Linked DNA regions of Homo sapiens: region 2 is linked to region 1. Evidence: chromatin loops called from intact Hi-C (ENCODE). Cell type or tissue: heart right ventricle. All regions are shown on one strand. Links, peaks and the distances in the headings refer to the core of each region. The heading gives the core; the rest is flanking DNA. Region 1 overlaps TFEB (transcription factor EB). Region 2 overlaps LOC112267957 (a long non-coding RNA gene).

The links. Peaks named below come from ENCODE experiments on the same cell type or tissue, not always from the same donor. Only the 100,000 strongest peaks of a DNase experiment are listed, where the experiment ranks them.
Region 2: a loop joins it to region 1, with 5 times the contacts of the local background. A loop is called at or near these places in 51 of 110 quality-filtered maps.

What each region holds. Positions count from the first base shown.
Region 1 is chr6:41,681,352-41,685,730 of GRCh38, forward strand. It overlaps TFEB (transcription factor EB), which reads right to left. Exons shown (of 9, transcript NM_001271944.2): 9 at 2,627-3,727. The coding sequence ends at 3,248. Among named protein-coding and RNA genes, the nearest start is that of MDFI, 45 kb to the left of the region's middle. RefSeq lists enhancers at 904-1,730, 1,731-2,556, 2,091-2,170, 2,191-2,370 and a silencer at 2,180-2,474. In heart right ventricle, for the core only: CTCF peaks have their summits at 1,006 (motif pointing left), 1,207 (motif pointing left), 2,406 (motif pointing left) and 2,613; DNase peaks (open chromatin) are centred at 970, 1,458 and 2,390; H3K4me3 peaks cover 1,843 bases; H3K27ac peaks cover 2,366 bases.
Region 2 is chr6:41,461,345-41,465,723 of GRCh38, forward strand. The region is part of intron 2 of LOC112267957 (a long non-coding RNA gene); the gene reads right to left. Among named protein-coding and RNA genes, the nearest start is that of LINC01276, 39 kb to the right of the region's middle. In heart right ventricle, for the core only: a CTCF peak has its summit at 2,153 (motif pointing right); a DNase peak (open chromatin) is centred at 2,137; H3K27me3 peaks cover 671 bases.

The DNA.
Region 1 (4,379 bases), core at 118-4,117:
CTCTGCCTTTTAAAAAAGAATTTCCAGGCTGGGCACGGTGGCTTACACCTGTAATCGCAGCACTTTGGGAGGCCAAGGAGGGCAGATCACCTGAGTGAGGTCAAGAGTTCAAGACCAGCCTGGCCAACATGATGAAACCCCATCTCTACTAAAAATACAAAATAATTAGCTGGGCGTGGTGGCAGGCACCTGTAATCCCAGCTACTCAGGAGGCTGAGGCAGGAGAATTGCTTGAACCTGGGAGGCGGAGGTTGCAGTGAGCTGAGATCATGCCATTGCACTCCAGCCTGGGCAGCAAGAGCAAAACTCCATCTCAAAAAAAAAAAAAGGCCGGGTGTGGTGGCTCACACCTATAATCCCAGCACTTTGGGAGGTTGAGGCTGGCAGATCAGCTGAGGTCAGGAGTTTGAGACCAGCCTGGCCAACATGGTGAAATCCCATCTCTACTAAAAATAAAAAATTAGCTGGGTGTGGTGGTGTGCGCCTGTAGTCCCAGCTACTCAGGAGGCTGAGGCAGGAGAATCGCTTGAACCCGGGAGGCAGAGGGTGCAGTGAGCCAAGATTGCGCTACTGCATTGTAGTCTGGGAGACAGAGTGAGACTTCATCTCAAAAAAAAAAAAAAAAAAAAAAAAGAATTTCCTCCATGGACCTGACACTTGGAAAGGTGTTGTCCACCAAATAAATATTGCTGAAGGATGCATTGCCCTCTTATTGAATCAGAGTCGTTCATAATCACCAGCCAGATTCCATTCCAGCCACAAAGTGAGGGTCCTTCAGGCTGGTCTCAGAAACAGGAACACTTTCTGGTGGCTTATTGAAATACCGGAAGTAGTTCCTGGGCCGGCCTCAGCCAAATCGGTAGGACTGCAGGACTCCCAGGCAGGATGGGAGCCACCCAGGCAGACAGCTTGGAATGTACAATGAAGCTGAGACTCCCCCACCCCCACCAGCCGCGGCGGGCAGCTGCCTAGTCCTGGCCCAGGGCACCCTCTTGTGGACAGAACCCCACTCACACCCTCTGTCCTGTCGAATATGCAGTCCATACTCCAATGCCAGAGGTAGTGGCCAGGCTGAAGGAGCCCAGGGGCAGGAAAGCAGCAGGCAGGTGGAGGCGGGGATATCAGTGATCTTTTTCTTTTTTTTTTTTTTTCCTTTTTAAAAATGTTTTAAATATTTATTTCTTTTTAGCAGACATCTGCTGGCAGGAAGGGCTATCCGTGATCTTGAAGGGCTGTGAGAGGAAGCAGGTGGGCAGCCCTCCACTCCACTAGGTCAATCCCCAGGGTGAAGTGGAAGAGCCAGTGGGGTCGGGAGAGACTTCTCAGGGGCCTGAAGGACCGGCCTTGGGACTTCCCGGAGCCTTCATCCCCCGGCCAAGGCAGGCCAAGCCTAGTTAATCAGGTGTCTCACAGAGTTCAGGGCTTGACCCAGACGGGGCTCAGAGGGGTTTCCAGGGCATGGGTAAGTCCCAGGTGGTGGGGTGGAACCTGGAACTAGGAGGAGGCGCCAGCGCCCCGGCTGGCTCAGGCTCCACAAGGTCATCCCCGGCTCCATCTGACCTTGAGATTAATCCTGCAGCCTGCGCCAGCCCGGCCACCATCAGCGCCCAGCCGCCCGGCCCATTTTCCTTCTCTCCCCTCGCACGCTAATTGCTCAACGTTGATTTGATCTCCCGTTCGGCACAGAGGAAATTGCCCTATTAGCCATTTTCATCCCGGGATTTTTTTTTTTTTTTAAATTAGGCCCCTTCAGCCTCTCAGGGCGATGACGGGGAGCCATTTTGGTCTCTGCCTGAAGCGGCCGTGGAGAGCAGAGGGGAACTGGATGAAGCCCGAAAAGCCCTCTCCCTGTTCCCGCCAGGCACCGGGGCTCGAGCAGCCGCCAGTCGAACCCTGACTGTCCCCAGCCCATGTCCCCCTCCTAGGCGAGGTCATAAACACCAACGTCTCCAAGCAGAGGCCCAAGGACTGCAGCTCGGAGGAAAGGCCGCGCCCAGGCCTCGCTGCCAGAGCCAGAGCGGGGCGGGGGGACCCGGGCCCATAACACCCCACGCGCCGTCCTGGACTCCCATCTCCTCCCTGTCTAGCTCACGGGGGTCCCTTTCCCCAGAGCCCTAGCAGGACGCAGCCCCTCAGTTACCGGGAAGCCCGTCTGGCAGACAGAGCGCGAGCGCCGCCTCCAGAGCGCCCAGCTACAGCTTCTCAAGCCGGGTGGCCGCCCACCTGGGGAGGTCACCCCCAGAACAGGGGTGGGACAGAAGAAGCATGCCCCCCACCCCGGGCCCAGGGTGCCCCAAATAAGCAGCTAAGGGCGGCGCACTTGGTTTGTGAGCAACCCTCTCGCCACATCAACTAGTCTCGCTCCGGCCGCCGCTGGAGGTGTGGAACCGGCGTGGCCGCAGCGCCACCTCGTGGCCGTGAGGAGGGACCGTGCCCCCCTCAGCACCCAAACCCCTCGTCTTCCCCGGGCAGGGCTGAGGCGTGTGACAAGCGTGTTCCCTCTTCCCTGTACCCCCCACCCCGACTCCCTTCAGGCAGCATCCGCACTCTGGAGGGGGCCCGCTGGGTTGAATCCTCCCGTTCGCTGTCAGCCCTAGACCCACTCCAAAGAGACAGGACCAGCAAGTACAAAGCACAGTGTTTACTAAAGGCACAAAGTGAGGGGTCGGAGGGCAGCTGCTCTTCCGGCAGTGACCCCTCCCGCTTCTGGCAGCCCCCGCGCTCACACCACCTGGTGGAGAGCTATTAGCACCAAAGTGGGGGGTGCCCACCTGTGGGAGAGCCGAGGACCAGGCTGCGGGGTGGACCTCCTGCCATCTGAGTCCCAAAAAGGCAGGCCTGAGCACCCCCAGGACCAGTTGCCTCAGATGAGGAGCTTCCCGAACCCCTCAAGCATGTCCTTCACTGGTAATGAGGGGCTCGGGCTCAGAAGACAGGGAATCTCCACCAGGCCCTCTTCTCACCTCTAGAACACCCTGCCCCTCCCTGCCCCGCGATTCCATCTCCGGGAGAGGGGCTGAAGGCCTCTTCCCACTGCGCCAGTCAAGAGGGCTGCCCTGGGGGTGCTTCTCCTGACCCCACAGGCTGCCAGACAGGCACTAAGTCCAAACAGGGGCCAACGGGGAGGAGGGAGGCAGGGCAGGTGGCTACTTCACACACAGTGCAGCCTGAAGGGTGGGAGGGAGGTGCCCCTGGCCCTCCCAGCCCCCAGGCCGGCCCCTGTTCCCTGGCACAGGGGCAGCCAGGGTCACAGCACATCGCCCTCCTCCATGCTGAAGCTGCTCCGGCGGCTGCTGGCCTTGGAGGCCTCGGGGGACATGGTGGACAGAAGTGGATCAGAGGCCAGCGGTAGCAGTGAGTCGTCCAGGAGCATGAGGTCCAGATCCTTCTTGGACAGGCTGGGGAATGGGGAGCCATGCCCCGGCGCCAGGGGTTCGGGGTAGCCCGGGGGACCCTCGTCCTCCCTGCCCCCAAAGCTCAGGCTGTGGCTGAAGTCCAGGTGATGGAATGGGGATGGTGGCTGGGTGGGCAGGGGCAGCGGGGCTTGCGGGGGCAGAGCTGGCAGTGGCTCAGGGTCAGGGACCTCAGCCCCCAGCATCAGGGCCTCCCCTGGGCCCTCTTCGCTAGGCAGCTCCTGCTTCACCACCTGCTGGGCCAGCTCAGCCATGTTCATGCCGGACGGGGAGGTGGTAGGGAGGCCGTGCACTCGAGCCTGCATCTCCAGCTCCTGCAGGGGAGCAGACAGAAGGCTGGGGAACACACCTATGGGCACCAGCCACCAGGACCCCTCCCCTGGGCCTCTATCACAGCACTTGCCCCTGCCCTACGGCACCCAAGACCCAAAGTGTTTCCGCTGGAAGAAAGCATAGGGTAGCTCTAGAGTCTAGACCAGTGTTTTTTCAGACTACAAGTCGTAACTCATTAGTGGGTTGTGAAGCCACCGTAGTGAGTCTTGACCAGCTTTCTATTTTTTTAATTGAAATTGACTTGTCTAGACTAGACTAGAATAGAAATTATTAGAATGCATTGCATCTATTAAGGACGAGGGGAGCGTTACTTCATGAAACTGATTTTTCACTTTGTGCCTGTGTGTGCTAGATTTTAATGTAAATTGTGTCATCTACCATAAGAAAGAGAAACAAGGTGCAGTCCAATTGCCCTTTGTGTAAAGGGCCAGCCTCAGGTCTAAAGAGGACAAGAGGCCCTCAACTCAGAGCCAGGACTAGAACTCTCAGTTCCAGCTGGTAGGGCTGACTCTGCCAAGCTCCTGGTTCTTTAGGTTGGCCCTGTGGAGATTCCTAGTGCCACCCACCAAATGATTCCAGCTCTCTACCTTCCAGGCACATGATAGGTTTGCATTTTCCTGCCTCTTGAGGTTA
Region 2 (4,379 bases), core at 177-4,176, 220 kb before region 1:
GATATCAGAGAAAATGTGTGGGGAGAGGAGAAGAAGGATGAAATAGGGTCTCCCTAGATGTTGTCCAGTGGTAGCTGCTATCTAGGGACACCCCTTCTTCAAGCAAGGACATCAGCGTAGAAAAGGCTCCAGAGAGGGAGAGGCGGGGAGAAAATGTGATTTTTAATGCAAGCCTCAGTAATCAGCTATTTGTGATGGAATTTTATCTGTCCTGGTCTCTAAGGGACAAGAAGCGGGAGTGAGGGAAGAGGGGTCAGAAATTAGTATGCAGAAATATCTGATCAGCCAAAGTAATTTTCTTTAATAATCGTATTCATACTGCCTGCTCTCTGCTCACAAGAAGAATTAAGTATTTAATAGTAATATATTTCATCTGGCAGTGGTTCCGTTTCGTTAGGAACTGTGATGCCTCGTTGGGGTATGTGGTGGGTGGAGGTCTGTGTGAGGGACAGGTAGGAGATGGCAAAGCAAAAAGAATAGATAAGCAAGCAGGAGGGAAATGGGCATGGGAGGGCAGAAAAGGAACTAGAGGGAAGCCATGTGCCAGGGCGAGCCCAGCACCCCTCTGAGATGCCACTCAAGTGCTTTCATTGCCTGAGCTGGGCTGTGAACTCTGTCCTCTGGCTTTAGTTGATATGCCCCAAAGGCCCCTACTTCTGACCCAATTCCTCAAGCTTTATCCCCAACCTCCAAAGATAGGTTCTCTTTTCTAACCTCTGGTCTTCCAGCCCTGACACCCTCTCCCAAAGACTCATAGAGGAGCTGGTTGGCTAGTCCTTCTGTGGTAGCATTACACGGTGAACTGTGGACCATGCTCTAACCCCTATAGCTAAGCTGCCAGAGCTCTGTGGGCAGATTCCTGGGGCTGCTTCCATGTATTTCCCAGGCCAGAGGTGAGCACGCAGTTCCTGGCTCATACCGGAGCAGGGTGGATACAGAAAGAAGCAGCAGCTTGCACCGGCTGGAGAAGCTGACAGCTGCCTCTCTGCCCCAGGGCTGCAGAAGCAGTGTGTTTTAGCTATGGCATGACTTAATAGTTAAAAAGCAGGCCCAGCACATGCCAAGGACATAGCTGGTCACACTGGGCACTCAGGCATTCAACCTCCACTGGAGGCACTTGGAGAGGCTCTTTGCCTTCTCTGCTTCCCAGAGCTCAGGTGCCTCAATGGAAAACAGCAAGAAAGGTGCAACCACATTTGCCAATGAGATGGAGACAGAGAGAGGGCTCAGCTGCAGATAGCAGAGTTCAGTTTCTTGCCACTCTTTTAAAAGCAAACTCCACCAACTGATGTGCAGTGAGGCTGGCATTTCCAGGCGCCTGACAGGCTGGAATTAAACACCTGTCCGTTAAACTGACAGCCCCTGGAAGGAAAGTGAGGGAAAGAGAAGGTAGAGGGGGAGAGCTGGAAACCCAACAGCAGGCCGGCTCCTTCCTTGTAGGAGGCATTGTGTGTGCCCAAGAGAGAGTCCAGGATCAGAGTAAGCGGCACCTCTGGGTCCCTGCCCTCTGGTTTCTGAGGGAGCGTGTAGGCAGGCCCACAACAAACTAATACTCAGACCTGGACATTAGGGATAGAGAAGGAGGCCGGGCCAAGGAGAAGCTGAGAGGCTTACCATCATTTGCTCAAAGCTCCAGCTCAAAGGCTAGTTGCACCCTGACAGCCTCCCTGCTCTCTCCTTCCTCACCCACATACACAACATCTTAACTGCTCTGAACCCTTCAGGCACATGCCAGGCACTAGGCAACCCGTCCTGAACTTCCCTGAGACACCTCTTGGGCTGTTGTTTAACATTTGAATGGGTCGGTCCTGGCTCCCCAACTCCCCAGCGTAAGCTCCTAGGGAGAAGGAAGCTTGTCTTTGACTTCAAAGATGCTCCCCTACAGTCTTCAGTGCATCCTAGTGGGTGGGGCCAGTGTGGGGTGATAGGTTTACAGATGGATGGGAATCATGGGTAAATGAACAGATGGATGAGTGGATGGATGCAACACTGATCACTAGGTGCTGTATGTCACTGTGCCGAGGCTGGTTGTTAAAGTTAGTAAGTAGTCGTTGCCCCTAACCAGGGAAGGCCAACCTCCAACCATCTGGGACTTGCTGGACCTCATACCATTCAGCAAGTAAACATTAGCACCCCGCCCAGCAGGGGGCCTCAGGCCCCTGCTCCATTGCTATGACCAGCGTCCATTCTTATTGGTCAGTATACGGGATTATTATTTTAACCAACACTCCTGAGTGGGCAGATGAACAGAGGCCAGGACTGAATGTGAAATTAGATGATTTTAGGGAAGGAAGAACTGGAAGGAAGTAGGTAGGAACTTGTGACAAGCCAACTCGCTTGTCAGGTGAGTGGGTTTTTGTTTCTCACACTCAACCATGACCTTGGGCTATTTAGTAGAACTCTGAGCCTCAGTCTGCTCACCTCTCAAGTGAGAACAGTATCTGCCTTGCCCACTTTAGAGGGTGGTCGTGCCTGGTTGGAATCTGTCCCTCGCTCCTCTAGGCATTATTCTTTGCTCTGCACGTGCCCGTTTCTCTAATAGATAATGAGCTCTTTGCAAACAAGGATGCAGTATAAAACATCTTTATATCCCAGAGCGTGCTTGGTAAATGTTGGTTGAATGGATGAATGCAGGAGTAATGAATGAGTGAATGAAAAAAAGAGCAGACTCTGAAAAGTATAGCAGGAGAGAGTAGGGTGCACATGGGGGAAGTTGTTGTAAGATGGATGGGAGGTGGAGAGGGGGAAGACCAGGGAGGGGCACTGCCCAGTATCAGAAGGGATCTTCTCGCACCCTTGATCAACTCCTCATGTGCCTCCTTCACTACCCTGGTGATGCCCAAGTTTTGGGAGCATGAGGCCAGCATATGTCCTCGTGGGAGAGTGGGCCCCTGAAGGCAGATCCTAGTGTGGGTAGCGCTGCTTCATCCAGCTTCCCAGGGTGCACCACTGCAGTCTCTGTGAGCTCCAGGTATGAAACTCAGGGTTGTCCAATGAAGGGAGAGGGGAAGCACCAGAAGACAAGACAGGGAACCAGAAAGGCTAGAGGAGAAGACCAAGGCTGGAGGAGCTGAGGAGCACACCGACCTTGACTTCAAACCTTGCCCTCCCTCCCCTCACTCTAGTGGTACCATCAACGCATCCCTTCTCAGATCCCCAGCCTGGCTGGCTGCCCCTTCCCAAGTCTCTCTCTGGGCTCCCCTCTTTCTCATATCCAGGGCCTATTTGGAAGGCCAGGGCTCTGTCTCCAAATCCTGCCCCACACTCTGGAATCATCCCTGGGTGATCTCAGCCTCCTCCCAGCTCAGTACACATGATTCAGCGCTTAATTATTTCCTATGGAATAGGATTCGCCGTTTGCTCATGTGCGCATGTGCTGTACGTGAGGGTGCTCTTCCATGTACCCACCACCCACCCATGGCCACAGGAGTTACAGCTGGTCTCTCTGGCAAGGCCACTATTCTTTTTCTTCTCTCTTAGAAAGGAGGTCTTGGCCGGGCACAGTGGCTCATGCCTGTAATTCCAACACTTTGGGAGGCTGAGGCAGGCGGATCATGAGGTCAAGAGATCGAGACCATCCTGGCCAATGTGGTGAAACCCTGTCTCTATTAAAAATACAAAAAATTAGCTGGGCATGGTGGCGCACGCCTGTAGTCCCAGCTACTCAGGAGGCTGAGGCAGGAGGATCGCTTGAACCCCAGAGGTGGAGGTTGCAGTGAGCCGAGATGGTGCCACTGCACCCTAGCCTGGCGACAGAACAAGACTCCGTCTCAAAAAAAAGGTGGGGGGGTCTCACTCTATCACCCAGGCTGGAGTGCAGTGCTGCAATCATAGAATTATATCTCACTGTAGCCTCGAACTCCTGGGTTCAAGTGATCCTTCTGCCTCAGCCTCCCAAGTAGCTGGGACTACAGTGCCACCACAGGCCAGAATTCTTTTGTTTAGGGCTTCCAGTAAGAAGAAAGCTGCCACAAGTAGGGGCTGGGGAGTAGCTTGCTGGGCAAGCTGCCCCCCTTTAAAGGGTTATTTTGAGAATTTGAGGACAGGGGTGTGAAAGCACGTTATAAACTTAAGTGATCTGAAAATCCACAGGAGCATTAGAATTATTCTTGGTATCATGATCATGATCATTATTGGTTTAGGTGTAGCTGACAAAGCAGGAAGGGGCAACAGCCAGATCTTATTAAGGTTCTGCTATAGATCAGAGTGATAATGTGCAGACTTCTAGGGAAGAAAAATTCTTTGCCATCTGTTTGTGTTACAACAGATCTTTCTGGGGATTTGCCACCCCACCCCCTCCCTGCCCCTTGGAACCCATCCTGAGCCCCTTCAGAACTCAGCGTGGGCACCACTCTTCACATTCAGCCATCCACTGTCTC